Regions from separate parts of the Mus musculus genome. Here region 1 is linked to region 2. Evidence: chromatin loops called from intact Hi-C (ENCODE). Cell type or tissue: heart. All regions are shown on one strand.

The links. Peaks named below come from ENCODE experiments on the same cell type or tissue, not always from the same donor. Only the 100,000 strongest peaks of a DNase experiment are listed, where the experiment ranks them.
Region 1: it touches region 2 in a loop (2.9-fold over the local background); 4 of 42 quality-filtered maps call a loop at or near these places.

Annotation. Positions count from the first base shown.
Region 1 is chr6:128,224,206-128,232,205 of GRCm38, reverse strand. It overlaps Tead4 (TEA domain family member 4), which reads left to right. Exons shown (of 12, transcript NM_011567.2): 10 at 1,474-1,614; 11 at 3,486-3,638; 12 at 3,727-5,063. The coding sequence ends at 3,840. Among named protein-coding and RNA genes, the nearest start is that of 9330102E08Rik, 44 kb to the right of the region's middle. In heart, a CTCF peak has its summit at 4,460 (motif pointing right); no DNase peak of the experiment used is centred here; H3K27ac peaks cover 891 bases.
Region 2 is chr6:128,475,058-128,483,057 of GRCm38, reverse strand. All of the region lies in intron 2 of Gm10069 (predicted gene 10069), which reads right to left. Among named protein-coding and RNA genes, the nearest start is that of Gm10069, 40 kb to the right of the region's middle. In heart, no CTCF peak of the experiment used is centred here; a DNase peak (open chromatin) is centred at 3,107; H3K4me3 peaks cover 794 bases.

The sequences.
Region 1 (8,000 bases), 250 kb after region 2:
TACCCACTCCTGGTTTGGGCTTGTGGCCTCAGCTTCCTGCCCCATGCCATGTGAACAGCCACCGTCTCATGTTTTAGCACCAGATGGAATCATCTGCCATGCTTCCCTGCTGTGAGGGTCTGAGATGGCGAGATAACCCCCTCCTCTCTTAGGCTGTCTGTGATAGTCACAGCAGTCCTAAAGTAACTAATACAATAGGCAACCAAGAATTAATTCATGCGCTCCATGTGGGCAGCTATGAACTTATTTCTTGTTGTTTTGGGGAACAAACCAGAAAGATTGGCACCGAGCCAGGATGTGTGGGTAGCAGAGGCTTTCCTATGACTGCCCTGTACCAATTTTTTCTTTCTTTTTCTTCTTTCTTTCTGGTCCTTCCAGGACAAAGGTTCTCTCTGAGTTGTACCCAAGTCCTGCCCCTTACCCCCCCACACACACACACTTTTGTTGAAAAGCTCATTCATGAAACTTTTATTCCACTTACACAAACTTTAATTCATGTGCTCTTAACAGTTGTGTTTGGATTGTTCACGAAAATTTCATGACATCAAAACAAAGCTAGGCCTCATCTCAAGTTATTTCCATGTGTTTGTTTTTGTTTTTTGTTTTTTTTTAACAACACATACATGTCAAGCAAGTATCAAAAAAGAAAAAAATCACAAAAGCTAAAAAGAAAAGGCTAAAAAAGAAAAAAAAAGAAAAAAAAAGCTAAATCCTTGGGATTTTGTTTACAGCTGTGCTTTGTTTACAGTTTGTTTACAGCAGTTCATTTCTGCTGCGTCTCGACTTTTGCATTTGTTCTTAGATTGCCTAAAACATTTAAATACAAGTAAACTATGTAGCAAAAATAATGAAAGCAAGTAGCACGTAACCTTACAAATAATGGACCATGAACTGTTTCTTCCCTTAGAGCAGACTGGGTTACAGCTCTGCCTAGGGACCACTGGTAAAGGGTGTGCATGTGAAGACACAGGATGTCAATGTGTGTCCATCCACTGGATGTTTGTACCACAGCCTAACAGGTGCCCCAAACCTTAAAGTACCCACAGACACCACACTCCAATTATGCCTTTTGTTCCTTACCAGCACAAAACGAATAGGCAGGCGATTTTCTTTGCTTAGCCATGGAAGCAGTTTTAACATTGGCCCTTCTGAAGCCACAATGTACCAAGAATACTATGCTAAACACACGTAACTCCTGTAAAAATTCCACATCCCCATATTGGCCACTTCAAGGTAAAAATGTGTACGTTCTTAAAGTCAAGGCATGTGTAGACAGACAGACAGACAGACAGACAGACAGAGTCTTGTATATATCTCAGGATGATCTAGAACTCAGTCTTTCTGCCCCAGGCTACTCTGCTGTCCCTGCCCCATTCTTTTAAAGTCCTGTTCTCTGGTCCAAGACGTGCACTGGGCACTAGGAACCCTAAGGACACACCTGCAAACAACCCCATCTCCCCCTGTCTCCGGCAGGCAGACCTCAATACCAACATCGATGACGAGGGCAGCGCCTTCTATGGGGTCTCCAGCCAGTACGAGAGCCCGGAGAACATGATTATCACCTGCTCTACGAAGGTCTGCTCATTTGGCAAGCAAGTGGTGGAGAAAGTTGAGGTAGGAGCCTCCCTGGTGGGTGTAGGGCAAAAGGGTGGGCTGTGTGCCTTCTCTTGGGGCCAGGATTGCTAAGGGGGCCCCTGGGCAGAGGTGGACGCCATGCCCCTTTCACTGCCCTTAAGGAAGTGCATATTTTGGGTTGGGCATGAGGCATCTGGTAAGTTACTGATTTAATTGCCTGTCCTGCACCTCAGAGCCCTGGCTGAGTCTTCTGGCTGGGATTCCTTTCAAGCCTTCCTTGGAAGCATCCCACATCTAGAGCAGGGCCAAAGCACAGGCTAGCCCAAGGATTTCTCCCTAATCCATCTGTGTCTCTGACAGCTGAGTGCGGGGCTAGGAGAGAGGCCTTTCCCAGGTACACAGCTCTCTAGAGGCAGAGGCAGGGGAGGTGGGTGTTCAGGGTTTGCTGTTTACTCCTTGAGTGCTGGAAACTTGTGGAGTCCCTTTGCTCCAGTTGTTGGGGTTTCTGTAAGAATCTGGGTGTGCTAGGCAAGTACCCTACCACTGAGAATACCCTCAATCAATCCCTGATTCCTCCTTCTCCCCCTCTCTCCCTCCTTCCTTTCCTCCTTCTCTCTCCCTCCCTCTCCCTTCCTCATTCCTTTCCTTCATCCTTCCCTCCCTCCCTCCTTCTCTCCCTCCCTCCCTCCCTCCCTCCCTCCCTCCCTCCCTCCCTCCCTCCCTCCCCCCTCCCTTCCTCCCCTCCTCCCCTCCACTCCTCCTTCCTTGAGATAGTCTTTAGATGCTCCTACCCAGAAGCACAGAGCTCACTTTTCAATTGTGGAGTGCCCCAGAGACCTTACACTTGGGGCAGAATTTCCTGCTTCTCTTCAGGGCAGGCAGCCTGGTGGTGAGCACAAGCTTAGAGGCCCTGTGTTGATCTCTGCACACCTCCCCCACCCCCACTTCCTGTTGGATGTTTGGGGTTGTGTTAATACCCCACCCCCATCTCTAAGGAAGTATCAGTTTGTCTTTATCATCCACTGGTTCCAATTGCAGTGACATTCCCATCCTATTGTGTAGTGACAAAATGGCACCAAAGCCTCCATCCCAGCATACCTGTGGCCCTAAAGTCTATGACCCTGTCTGTGCAATGACTAACACTGTGCATGGTGTTAGTCTGGTCACCTCTTGGCCCATGGGGAACTGAATTGATGCTGTTCTCCACCTGGGGGTGACAGCCACCTCATGTCAAACAGCTAGGTACCATGAAAAGGGACCGCTGCTTTGCAATCCCAATCCTAGAATGGCCAGGAAGCTTTCGATACGTACGTGTTAGCACCACCGATGCTCACTCATGTCACTGCTCTCCATCTTGGGAGCGTAGTCCAGTTGTAGCACTGGGTGTTTGCAAGTGTGTCGTGTTTTGTTTGTTTGCTGCTAAAGATGGATGCCCGGGCTCACTGTGGCTAAGCATCTATCTGTCCTGCCTCGGCAAAGGCAGTTTTTACAAAGCTCCTCTAGCTATTTACTTTTGTTAAACGTATCGAGGTATTGAGATGCCCGTGGCTCTAGCCAGTCATCATCCCACATGCCATCCCTCTAGCTCCTAGGCCAACAGTATCCACTACCAAGGTTCATGCACGTGGCAGTTCCATCTTGAAGGCGCTGCTATTCTCCCCCCACCTCAGCCTCATGTGCAACAACGCCTGCTCACTTGCCCTATCTCCTTGCTGCTACTTCGGCTACTTCCAGGTCTCCCGGAAGTGTCTGCCTGTCTGGTCAGTGACAAAAGGGAGAGGCGGAGAGGCCTGGCTTCATTCATGCCCATGAACCTGAGAGGATGACCCTACCTGGGACATCCCTGCCGACTTGGGCTTGGGCTGGAGGGGAAGGGATTCTAAGCCTCTGTTGTCCCTGGGGTTCTACAGACGGAGTATGCCCGCTATGAGAATGGCCACTATTTGTACCGCATCCACCGGTCCCCTCTCTGTGAGTACATGATCAACTTTATCCACAAGCTGAAACACTTACCCGAGAAGTACATGATGAACAGTGTGCTGGAGAACTTCACCATCCTGCAGGTATGATGTGGGGCAGATGCCCAGCGGGTGGTGCCGACGGCAGCTTCCGTATCCAGGGCTTTGACCCTCACCACCTTCTCGCCTGCAGGTGGTCACCAACCGAGACACACAGGAGACCTTGCTGTGTATTGCATATGTCTTCGAAGTTTCAGCCAGCGAGCATGGGGCTCAGCACCACATCTACCGACTTGTGAAAGAATGAGAGACTTGGAGAGCAATGGTAGGGGGGACAAGTCCAGGACATGGGGACCTGGGAGGGGACCTTCAGGGACAGTCCCCTGGAAGTGCCAAGAGAGCCAAGCAGAGTTGCCAGGTCTCTTCTTACCAGGAGCAAACTGCCTGATCTTGCAGTGCTCAACCCCCAATAAACCCAAGGTGTCAAGTATTTTCAGAGGAGCTAGTTTGGCCTGTGTGAGCCCAGAAGGGCAGGGGAGAAGGGGGCATCAGGAAGCAAGCTGGAAGCAATGGCCCAAAGTACTCCAGGACAGCCAAGGAACCAGAACCCCGGTGGACTCAGCCAGGCATATCACCAAGACACCAAAGCTCAAGACCCTTCTCAGCTGCTGGAACCTCACACTCCTGCTGCTGGTCACCCTAGTGGCCTGAGGACAGATTGCACGTAGGTCACACACCCAGAGATGCTGTGGGTGACTTTATGTACACTGTCTGTCTGTCCTGCCATCGGTGCCTGAGAATGGCTACTGCAGAAGGCTCCATCCCTGCAAACAGGGCTGGGTTTAGGTGTGGCTGCAACATAGTTGTTGGAGGGAGACTGGGTAAGAGCTACTCGGGTGGCTTTGTTCTTTCTGCAGTGGCCCTGCAGGGGGCAGGGTCTCCAAACTGAAGCAAGGCTTGGAGGTAGGGCGTCCTGCCTCAGGGCCAGCATTTCCAGCTGCCTGGCCTCCACAGGCTCCTCGGCTTCTCTATTAGTCTCTTTTCTTCTCTGCTCAGCACTGACGAGGGAGGGTGTCTGTAAAGTACCCGGGTCTTGCGGTGCCAGTTAAATAATCTAATCCTCAGCCCCATTGCTTCTCTCACTCTGGAGGGCCTGGATCTGTCTCTCTGCTGCCCTCTCAAGGCTTTCTGGTGTCTGCTTTCCCCAGTTGGAGCCAGTTCTAATAGTCTGGAGCCTCAGGAAGAAAGATACAACCTGGGCATGTTTGTGTGTATCCAGGACTCAGGGATGCATCTGTGAGGATGCAGAAATGGGCAGGGCAGCATTGTGGTGATGCTACAGAGGTGAGGGACAAGGGCTCTGGAGTCAGTCTAGCCTGACTTTGGTGTGCAACCTTTAAAAAAAAAATGTTGTGGTGCCTCAGTTTCCCCATCTGTAAAATGGGTATAACATTCACCTACCTCGTGTATGGACAGTGCCTCACACAGTGCTGAGCACATCCACATGTTCAATAAATATGCATTGGTACTAACCGTGAGAACTTCAACTCCAGCTAAGAACCCTGGCTGGAGAGCTATATGCACTAGGGTGGGGTGGTCCCTACAGTAACTGCCTGTCACAGAGAGGAGGAATCCGAGGGTCTCAGGGAAGAGGTAGTCCTTGAGGGAACAGGTTATGAGAGGAAGGTGGCTAATATTTATTGATGTTATTTCTGTGGTTTTTGGTGTTGGGGCCAAGGTTTGACACAGGCTAAGTGACTATGCCAGAAGTATGCAAATAGGCATATGGAAGGAGGTTGGCTGCATCTCAGATGAGGAAGACGGACAAGCCGCCCAGTCTTTCTGTAGCCCCAAATTCCTTCTCCTTAACTCAGAGCAATTTAACCCATATGCTGCTCCCTACCGTGTTAGGATGGTGGCTAGACCCAGGCCTCCTCCCTTCCTACTGCACTATGTAAAGGTCCTGCTATCAAACAGGGCCAGGGTCCCAGAAAGACTACTGCATCCCTGACCTTGTGACCAGGATTCACCAGTCCACGTGCAGGCCTATGTTTGCAGCCCTTCCCTCCCCCCCACCCCCCAACATCCTAGCCCTGGCCTCCTCCCCTGCTTATGCCGCCCAGGAGCAGAGCTCCTGCAAGCCCCAGCCTCAGACATTTCAGACTTCGATGTATGTAGTCAGCCTTTTTGGAACATGAAGGGTATAACCTTTTCCTATTGGAAGCAGGTCCGTTCAGATGTTCGGTCCCAGTGTGGGTCCTAAGTTTTTCCTGTGTTAACTGACCTCAGTGGCCTAATGGAAAGTCACCATATAAGACTGTCTTACTGCCTCTCCATTCAAGTTAACATGGCACTTGACTTAGGGAACCTCACTTATCCTGCCAAGCTGGTACTGTGCTGAAACCATTTGTCTTTTTTAGGTGAGATCTTCCTCTCTTGCCTGGGCTATTGATTCCAGTGATCCTCCTGCCTCAGCTTCCTGGGACTACAGGTGTTCCTCACTGTGCCCTGCTTTCCTATTTTAAAGACTGAAAAAACAAGGCCCAGAGAGCTTTGGGAAGTTGCTTAGGTTGTTGGTTGTATTTTTTTCATTTGTTTTGTGAGTGGTTGTTTGACTTCTGAGGTGTGGCAGACTCTGGGAATGCGTCCATGATCAGAATAGACAGGGTGGCTAGGAGTTTACTTTGGACTGAGGGGAGGGCAGTGACTGGAAACCAGTTAAGGAGACTTGTAGGTAGTGGGAAGTGCTGGGTGTGTGTGTGTGTGTGTGTGTGTGTGTGTGTGTGTGTGTGTGTGTGTGTACCCAAGGTCAGCTTCACTTTAAGGGAGGCTGTTGAGGTCTGACCTCTGCACTGACCACTGTAGAGAAGACAAGTGGATCGGAAGGAACATTCCGAGGGAGAATGGAGAGGCCTGGAGACAGGGAGGGGATGGGTGTGCCCCAGGGGTGTGCTGACTGACAGAGGTTGGACATACTGCCAGCGAACAGGCCAGGTAGGAAGGCAGGCAGCTCAGTCCTGTGGCCCCTGTGTTCCCTGTGTGGATGTGCACTTTGGAATGCTCTCAGGATGGTGGCAAGGCCTGGAGGTGTAGCAAGGGAACACATTCCTTTGATGCTATATTTAGAAATGAGCTCTAGAGCATTTGGTTTGTACAGAGGAGCAGGTGGAACTGTTGCTCCTGAGCCCATCTAGCCTGCTCCCCTGGGTGTCTGGGGCTGGAAACTTTTCTGGGTCTGCATCGCTTGGCAGCCAGGCTAAAGGCAAAAGAGAGTGAACCAGGCATGACCAGTGTCATTGGGTCTGTGAGATGACCAAGAGTCCCCAGAGTCCTGGGGATAGAGAGCCCTCCATCTTGGGAGTGGAAACCTTATGGTGTGTTATCTAGTTAGCAGGAAATGTTAGAGACAGGTGAAAATGTAGGGACAGGTGAAAGGTCTGTTGCCTCACAGGGTCTGACACTGATGGAGCAGATTGTGTCAACAATGTGTCACAGGAATGGAAAGAATGTGCCCTGAGTCCACCTCCCCACCCCACCCCACCCCAAAAAAACCCCATAAAACCAAAAATCAAATAAATGAATAAACACACACACACACACACACACACACACACACACACACACACAGAGAGAGAGAGAGAGAGAGAGAGAGAGAGAGAGAGAGAGAGAGCTTGTCTATGTATATGTGTAAGTGGCTGTGTCCTAGTCCTCTTCCATAGGCCTTGTGTCCCTAGTCTATGCACACTCAGTCTTTCCCAGGCTGGGGGTTGAGTCAGATGGCAGAGGTTGGAGGACTGAGGGAAGGCAGTGACTGTGGGCCAGTATAACACCTCTCTGGCCACCAGGCCAGAACAGTGGGAGCTGCCTCCAGGGTTGCTACCCAGGGGCCACCTGGGTCTGACCCCTGCTGAAAACCTGCTAGAGCTATGGTTGCAGGGTTCGGTGGCACCTTGGACAACCTATCTAACAGATCAGAAGGAAAACTACCTTTCCCCCCAAAGACTTGACTGTGTAGAATGTAGCTAACTAATATGCCCAGCCAGGCACCTGGCTGCACAGCTATAATTCCCTCTGCCCCCCAACTCCCAGGAGAAGAACGAGATCATCATGGACTACACAGTGAAGCCTAATCTCTGAAATAAATTTCTTTAAAAAGTGTCTGGAACTTGGCTTTTGTACATACACTTAGTGAATTAGAAAGGGCACAGGTATGTGTGTGCCTTCCTAGAGAGCCAGAGCCCAGGCCACGGGAATGGTGGCTTTTATTATTATTTTTTTTTTACACTCACAGATGTCTAATATTCAATTTTAAGGTTTTTGTAATTTTTTTTCTATGTAAGCCCCCTTCATCTCTTCAAATCCTCAGTAAAGTCTGCTACAAACACAGATATCTGCGCTCGTGTGATTTCTTTGTACAGAAATGGAGTTCTGTGCCTGTTACGGAGCACCCAGACCAGGAGTGCCCAT
Region 2 (8,000 bases):
TAATCTCACCTACCTACGGTTGTTTTTCAATAAACTAAAAAAGTTCCAGATGAATAAAGAAAGAGATGGTGTCAGAAGTGAGGGTGACACAGTTGGTTTTTTTCTTTTCCAATTCACTCTTAAAACTGTTTCTAACTTTAATGTATAATTTCACTTGATGTATCTCATGAGAACACTTAAAATGCTTACAAATGAAAACAACCAACAGAACTGTGGTGATTTGTATATGCTTGGCCCAGGGAATGGCACTATTTGGAGGTGTGGCCTTGTTGGAGCAGGTGTGGGCCGTAGGTGTGGACTTTAAGACCCTCATCTTAGCTGCCAGTCTTCTCCTAGCAGCCTTCAGATGAAGATGTAGAACTCTCAGCTCCCCCTGCACCATGCCTGCCTTGATGCTGCTGTGTTCCCACCTTAATGATAATAGACTGAACCTCTGAACCTGTAAGCCAACCCCAATTAAATATTGTCCTTATAAGAGTTGCCTTGGTCATGGTGTCTGTTCACAGCAGTAAAACCCTAACTAAGACTAGAACTTTATTTTATTTACATATTTTCATGCTGAATGCGTTCCCATGTCAGAAGTTTTTGTTGCTTTGGTTGCTTCTAGAATATCTTTTCTTCTGAACAGCCTTGTCTTCCGTCTTTGGAACAGCTTGTTTGTTTTCAGTGTGGACTGTCTCCGTGTAGCGAGGCAGGGGAGCTCACTGGTGGGCTAATGGCCATCCTGGATGCTTTGTTCAGCTGGATGTTTAATGATAAAAGAATCTACACCCAAGCCCTCACGCTGAACTTTTGGTTCTCAGGCATCTTGTCTCGTTACTGTTCACTCCCAGAAGTTACTGCCTGCCTCTCAGGGAACATCATGCATAGCTACTCAGCCTGAGGCTTGGATAGACACTTAACCAGCGTGGGTTACAAAGTCCCACAGACGGACAGCAGGAACATGCAGAGACATTTCTGAGTGGGTCTGCTCATCCTCTGACATGCCACAAAGTTGTAAGCGTCAGACGAGCTCATGATTCGTGAGCTCAGCCTGACCTGAGAATGGAAATCAAGACATGAAAATTTCTAAATGCGTTTTAAGCTCTGGTGTGTAGATCAGGCACTTCCTTCACAATGCGACAGGGCACCAAGCACAAACCATAGATCTACAAATTGATTCAGGAACAGTCTGATGAAGTCACATCTCCAAGCATCAGATAACCAGAGACTTTGGTGGTGCCCTGCTGCCATCTAACCCAGCCTAGTCCAGAATTGCTTCTCCCTTTGTATCATATCTATACTGTAACGACATTTGAAACCTGCTTGGGTGGTATCAACTCAGGTCGTAGACAGCTGAATCACATCAATTTGCCCAATCCTGACTTTCTCATTTAGAGACTGTTCTGGAGAGTTCCACAATTGCGGTGTTTTTCTAAGAGAATCTGGGTGGTGCTCTAGGGCCCCACACAGTGACTGGAAGCTGAGGAACTATAGCCAGACCTCAGGTGGAAAGTGGGTCCTGCTTTAGCCTGGGCGTGCTTTGCCATCATGAGGACCCTGTTAGCAGAAGAGTGGGATACTCAGATGACAACTGACAGAGAAGGGTACACCCTAAGACCCCTCCTTTCTCCACTCCCTGTGGCCTTGGAGGAGCCTGAAGGAGGAGCAGTGCATACAGAAACCAGGAGAGAGGCTGTGTACTGTATCCGAGAATCTTGGAGTGGGTAACGGGCAGTACTGCCTTCAAATCATGGACACCTGAGAGCTAGGAAGAAATGAATCCCATTGTGGTCTGGGAAGAGATTCGGATGTCGGTGTCAGGCTTGCCACACTTCATGGTCTTCAGAAGCCAAGCTGAGTCCCAGGCACATGCTGGCCTCAAGAATGCCTTTTCGTAACAGTTATCAGCTGTCACCTCCCATCTCGAACTGAGGGTACAGAGTGTGGCACGGCAAAGTTCATTCCAGATCCTCTGTGTTCACAAACTGACATGTCAACTTTTCCGTGCTGTTCAGTGTCTGAAAACAAGCTGACTCAGTGGAGTCCCCTACAGAGAGCGGACCACAGAGGAAACCTGTTCAAATGCCCTACAGTACTTGTCTGAGCCAACATAAAGAAGGCAAGTACTGAAAATAAAGATAATTATTGCCTTCAAATCCCAGACAGCTCTGCGACAAGGCTGGGAGTACGTCCCCACCATGGTGCCATATTTGACTATGCCATCTTTGAGATCCCACTTGGGAGACCACAGTGCCTAGGGTGATCCAGGCCAGTCTCATCCAGGCTCTATTTACACAGCTGCCTCCTTCCGCAGATCTCTCTTCTCTGCTGTGAAGTCTGATAAATCAGAGACAGTCTCTCTAATAAAGACAAACCCAATAGTTCAACAGCTACTAGGGGCCTGCATGTCTAAAGGAGAGTGGGAGGTGGGGGGGAAGAAGAGGACATGGTCACCAGCATGTGTTGCCACAGCCAGTGACAAAGGCTCTTCTTTTTTGCTCTTTTTTTTTTTTAAAGATTCATTTTATTTATATGAGTACACTGTAGAAGAGGGCATCGGATCTCATTACAGATGGTTGTGAGCCACCATGTGGTTGCTGGGAATTGAACTCAGGACCTTTGAAAGAGCAGTCAGTGCCCTTAACTGCTGAGCCATCTCTCCAGCCCCGACAAAGGCTCTTCTGTCCTGCAGTTGCTAGGACAACTAGCCTCTGCCATTGAGTTTCCATTTAAAGGGATGATGGGTTCACTGGTGTCTGTCATGCAGGATGCCAGAAACACACAGCAGGAGTCTGCTCCTCCTGGCACCGTGCAGTGCTAGCCCTCGTGGGCATTGGCCCGCTGCGGCCCGCTGTGGCCCGCTGTAAGCCTTGCCATCCCTGGAGCCCTGCAGACCTGTAGATAAGACGGGGGCTAAAACTTTGAGGAGACCCTTCCTCACACCGTGTCCCATCGTTTGCCTGTCTGCTGGGGGGGAGGGGCTGGGGAGGGGTGGTTCCTGAAGGAACCGCAAACCAAGAAACGTCCTCCCAGGTGCACCCCTGCTGTGGGCCTTTCCTGTCATCCACGCGGGCAGCCAGCAGGGGGGGCAAGAGCCATTCTGTTTTCCTATCCCTGACTCCCTCCCCCTCGACCTAGAGGAAATCAGCCGCAAGGGGGAGCTAGAGGGAGACGGCTGTCCTCAGCACAGAGTCTTTGCAGGAGATTCAATTCATATCGGAAACACAGAGCCCTGACAAATTTATAATAGACCAGTTCCTTCCTCCTTCCCTGACTTCTCAGCCCGGAGCTGATCTTCATTTCACCGAATGTCTAGATTATCTCACTTTCTCCTTAAGGAAGCTGGTAGTGGGAGAGAGGGAGGGAGGAAGAGGGGGGTCAGGGGCAGGAGGAAGACCTACTCTCTGGAATTCGTTGCAAAAAATGTGAATGAAAGCCGGGCGTGGTGGCACACGCCTTTAATCCCAGCACAGTGGGAGAGAGGGAGGGAGGAAGAGGGGGAGGCAGAGGCAGGAGGATTTCTGAGTTCGAGGACTGCCTGGTCTACAAAGTGAGTTCCAGGACAGCCAGGGCTATACAGAGAAACCCTGTCTCGAAAAACAAAAACAAACAAACAAAAAAAAAAAAAGTGTGAATGACGCTTAAGGATGAAGAGGGAGGTTTCAATTTGATAGCTGTAGCGGTACGTAGGGTGCTGGGGCATTCCCCGGGATCTTCTCTCTGTATTCATGCGTTTGTTTAAAATGTCTTTGCTAGAATTAAAAAGCAGTAACCCAAGTCCTCAGGACCCGGTGAAGTATTGTCTGTGCTGAGGTACCATGGATGCAGGCTACAGCTTCAAATAAAACCTCCAGTGAACGAGCTCTGTAGCATTAAACAAGACGTCTTTTTCAGTACCCAGTCCCTCCTCTGCCCTGCTTTAAACCCTCTAACCTACACTCCGGGCAAAAATGGGTGAGAATCACGTTAGTATGTGGCTGCTTCAGTTACATGCATGGGCTGGGGGGGGTGGGGGGGGGCAGGGGGCTTGGTACACTGATGGTGTGCAAAGGAAGGGACAGTCACTGAAGACTCTGCCTCTCACCTGAGACAGGACAGTGGCGACCCAAAGTCAAGGAGAGATTCTCAGACATGACTTGAAGAAAGACTTCCCCCTTCCCCACCCCAGAAATCACTACTCAGCCACCCTCTGCTTCAGCTGGGTGAAGACCCTGGGAATTTCCTGTCACCCTGAAGCCTCAAGTGGAGTCACCTGAGGCCAGTGAGTCCGATGGCCTAGGCCCCTCAACTGTCCACCACCCATTGGCCAATTACACAGTTTTGTATCTGACTTTGTTTTTACGGTTTTTATTTGTCTGTTTGTTTTTGTATTCTTTGTTCTAAACACGATTCCTCCAAATTGAGTTAGCATCACTTCCTCAAAACACTACTGTTTAGCTTTAGGGTGGGAAAGGAAAAGAGGTTCAACCAGTGTTTTAACAGCAGCAACAGGGCCTCAGGTGGCACAGCGGGGTCTCTGAGGTACCTCAAAGCAAGCAGAGCAGGGTGTCTGCTGTTTAAGGTTTCAGACAGAAGGGAAGAAAAGTAGGCTTAGTTAATATGTGGCCTATGCTGCATGGCCAAGGTAGGGGAATAGGTCATACTTGGGTTAAATGACAGGGGTCGTCGATCTGTCTGGGTAAGGGGGTGAGGCCTAGTTAATGTGTGAGCCATTTCCGGGACAGTAGTCAGGCAGATCCTGCCACTCATCCCTGTGTAGCGGGGTGGGGGAACCTCCGTGTGTCCTTGCTCTCTTTGTAATCTTCTCTGCTTATGGCCTGGTAAACTGGAAGACTTGGGGTCTCAAGTCAGGAAGCAGTCGGCTTCCGGCTGAATTAGGGCGTCATTGGGTTAGAAGGTCTCCTTGTTTGGTAGTGGGTAGTCAGGAGACAGTCCTTGGGTCAGAGACACCATGGTATTTGAATTCCCGTACCAGGAGGACACAGGGGGACATTGTCAACTTGTGAAACCATTTGGAGTTGGATTTGTTGAATTCTGGAATAAATGAACAAGGATAATTACAGGAGTTACCAACTAAACCGGCACATCAACGGAAGCAGCAGGAAGCAACACCCAAGACTTTACTCAGCTTCCAAAAAGATACATTTGTTACTCTGTTGGACTTTTTCTGATTTGTTCAAAACAAGGAGGCAGGCTGCTTCTGAGATGGGTTAGAGGAGTTCATGGGAAGGCAAAAAAAGAGTAAAGGTCGTTTTTTAGTAGGGTTTTCAACATTGTCTGTAAAGTTAATCTCTATCAGAAACAAAGAAGCTTTTGAGTTCACACCAGGAAATCAGATTAGTCGGGATTAGCAGTTGGAGTCTTGAGTGACCTACACCAACAGGCAGAGGACCAGAAAAACTAGTTTCCTGCAGTCCTCTGTAAGGAGTTTGCCAAAGCTCAACGTCATTGTTATTCCCCAGAAGTTACTGAAAACAAGCTCTTAACGATGGTGAGGTGGCTCAGCAGGTTAAGAGCACTGCTCTTCCAGAGGTCCTGAGTTCAATTCCCAGCAACCACATGGTGGCTCACACCCATCTGTAGTGGGATCCCGTGCACTCTTCTGGTGTGTGAGGACAGTTACAGTGTACTCATTATAAATGAAATAGATACATCTTTAAATCTGTATCCAGTGAAAAGAAAACAAGCTCTGACTTAGGGAAAGAGGCCGGGAGGGATCTGGGCAAAGGGAGCTGGGAGGAGTGGGGTGGGGGGGGGGGTGTTCAGGATGTACTGTATAAGAGAAGACTATTCTCAACAGAGAGAGGGGGGCTGTAAATATTTTCATGTGAGACTTGCTGTAGTGTGGACAGCTGTGATGGGTGAATCGGCCATCTGTGCCTACCAGTTACACTGTGGCTGTAGCAACATTTTTATTCTCTGTATAACAGCCAGGAAAAAAAAAAAAGCTTTATAAATAAAATCTGGACATGTTGGGCCTCTTTTTTTAAAAAAAATGTAAAGGCCAGTTGAACACAAGCTCACTCATCTCTGCCTGTTTCGTGGTCCCAGCGACACAGCTGCCTCTAGGAATTCCCCACTGCCATCACCACCATGAAGCACTGGGTCCCTTCAAACCGTGAGCCAAAACAGACCTCTCCTCCACTCTATCAAAGCCAGAAGAAAAGCAACACTTTGGGAAATGAAAAATAATAATATACCTGAGGAAACACCCCATGTACCGTTGGGTTAGGGAAAAAAAAGTCATTCCACACTATTACCTTGGGAAAGACACCTATTTGCAGCTGCCCCCACAGAACCCCTGAGACCACATAACTCACACCCAACTCAGCAAAGCACTGTCCACCAGATCTAAGTATGCATAGCCTGCTAAATGCTAGACAGAGACACAGGAAAGACAGGACACATCTGGAGCCAGAGAGCCTCGTGTGAGGACGGTTGCCAGGGTGTAACCTCTCCTGCCCTCGGGACCCCAAGGACTGTGGTGCTGCTGCCACTCACTAGGAAACGCTCCATGTTTTGTCCAGAGCTTCTTGTAGAACAACCCTCCACTAAGCTCCCCCAGGGAGGAGGAGTACTTAAAAATGGAAAATACTGTAGAAGCTTAATTTCCTCAACTGGATAAAGGTTCATGCTCAGGTTGGGATCCCTGAGATACCTGGCCCTGTGTATGTATGTGTGTATACATATATGAATATGTATATATATACATGTGTGTGTATGTGTGTGTGTGTGTGTGTGTGTGTGTGTGTGTGTGTGTGTACGTGTATATTTCACCTCCCTCACATGCGGTCTTTGTGCACAACCAGCACAGGGTTGAGCAACACCCCAAACTAAGGGACCAGGCATATAAGCACTGAAGACCAGGGGCCTGACCGCTCCCTCAGGGCTCCAGATCCAGGAGATGGACCGAACTTTAGAAGTGTGTTCTGCCTCGATAACGAGAAGCACCACACGCATGGTTTTCCATCCTGGGGTCCATGCTGGCACTATAAACACGTGGGAAAGAAAGGAGTTGGTGACTGTGGGGGTGGTGGCCTTATCGACAGCAATCAGGGATCCACAGGGCCAATCTCTGCTGAGGATAGGCTGATGTGAGGAGGCTGATATGAGGCTGTAGGGCTCCTTTCCTCCTGGGTCGCTCACCTTTCCCTGAGCCCGTAGTTACGGTTTTGAGCTTTCCCAGGGCACAGAGTTTTTCTGATCGCTCTTGTAATTTTTTCTTCTTCATACAGATGGGAAATGAGGGAGCCATGCTAAAACTCCAAGTACTTAGGGGGACCTGGGTGACCCCTGGAGCCTAGAGGTGGTGTCAATGAAGCTCAATGGGAGCGAGCACAGCAAGACAACCATCCCTCCATCAGCCACGCCCTCTTAGGGATCTTATCAGTCTTGTGGCTGCTACGGCTGATTTTCAACCTACATAGGGACAGTGGCCTCCTCTCTCCCTCCCTCCCCCTCTCTCTCTCTCTCTCTCTCTCTCTCTCTCTCTCTCTCTCTCACATGATGTGTAAAGGTAACACCCTGAGGACCTGAATTCAGGGGTGGGACTGTGAGACCCCGACTTAGAGCGTTTCTCCCTGGAAGGTAAAGCCCCTGGACGTTCCCCAAGCTTGTTTCCCCTGATCTCTAAAAATACAGCCAGAAAGAAGCTCTTTGTTCTCTATAGCCAGCAAAGAGCCTTTTTGTTTCTATACTTTACAACCAGAGATGCCTGCCTTCCTGTGCCGAGGACACAGAGATAAAAATTCAGAAAGAACTCACTCCCCACTCCTACCTTGTAAAGTTCACCAAGGACACCCGGAAGAGAAGAACTCTCCTCCCAACTCCTCCCAATTCCTCAGCTAGCTGTTAAAAGTCCCCTACTGTCACCGCTTGGGGTCGAACTCCCCTGCACTGCAGAGGGACTTCGTCCTCAGCTAGCTGATAATAAAACCTTTTGCAGTTTGCATCAGGTGTGGTTTTCTCTCGGGTTATTGGGGTGCTGGCCAGCTCATCCCGGGACTTGAGCAGAGGCC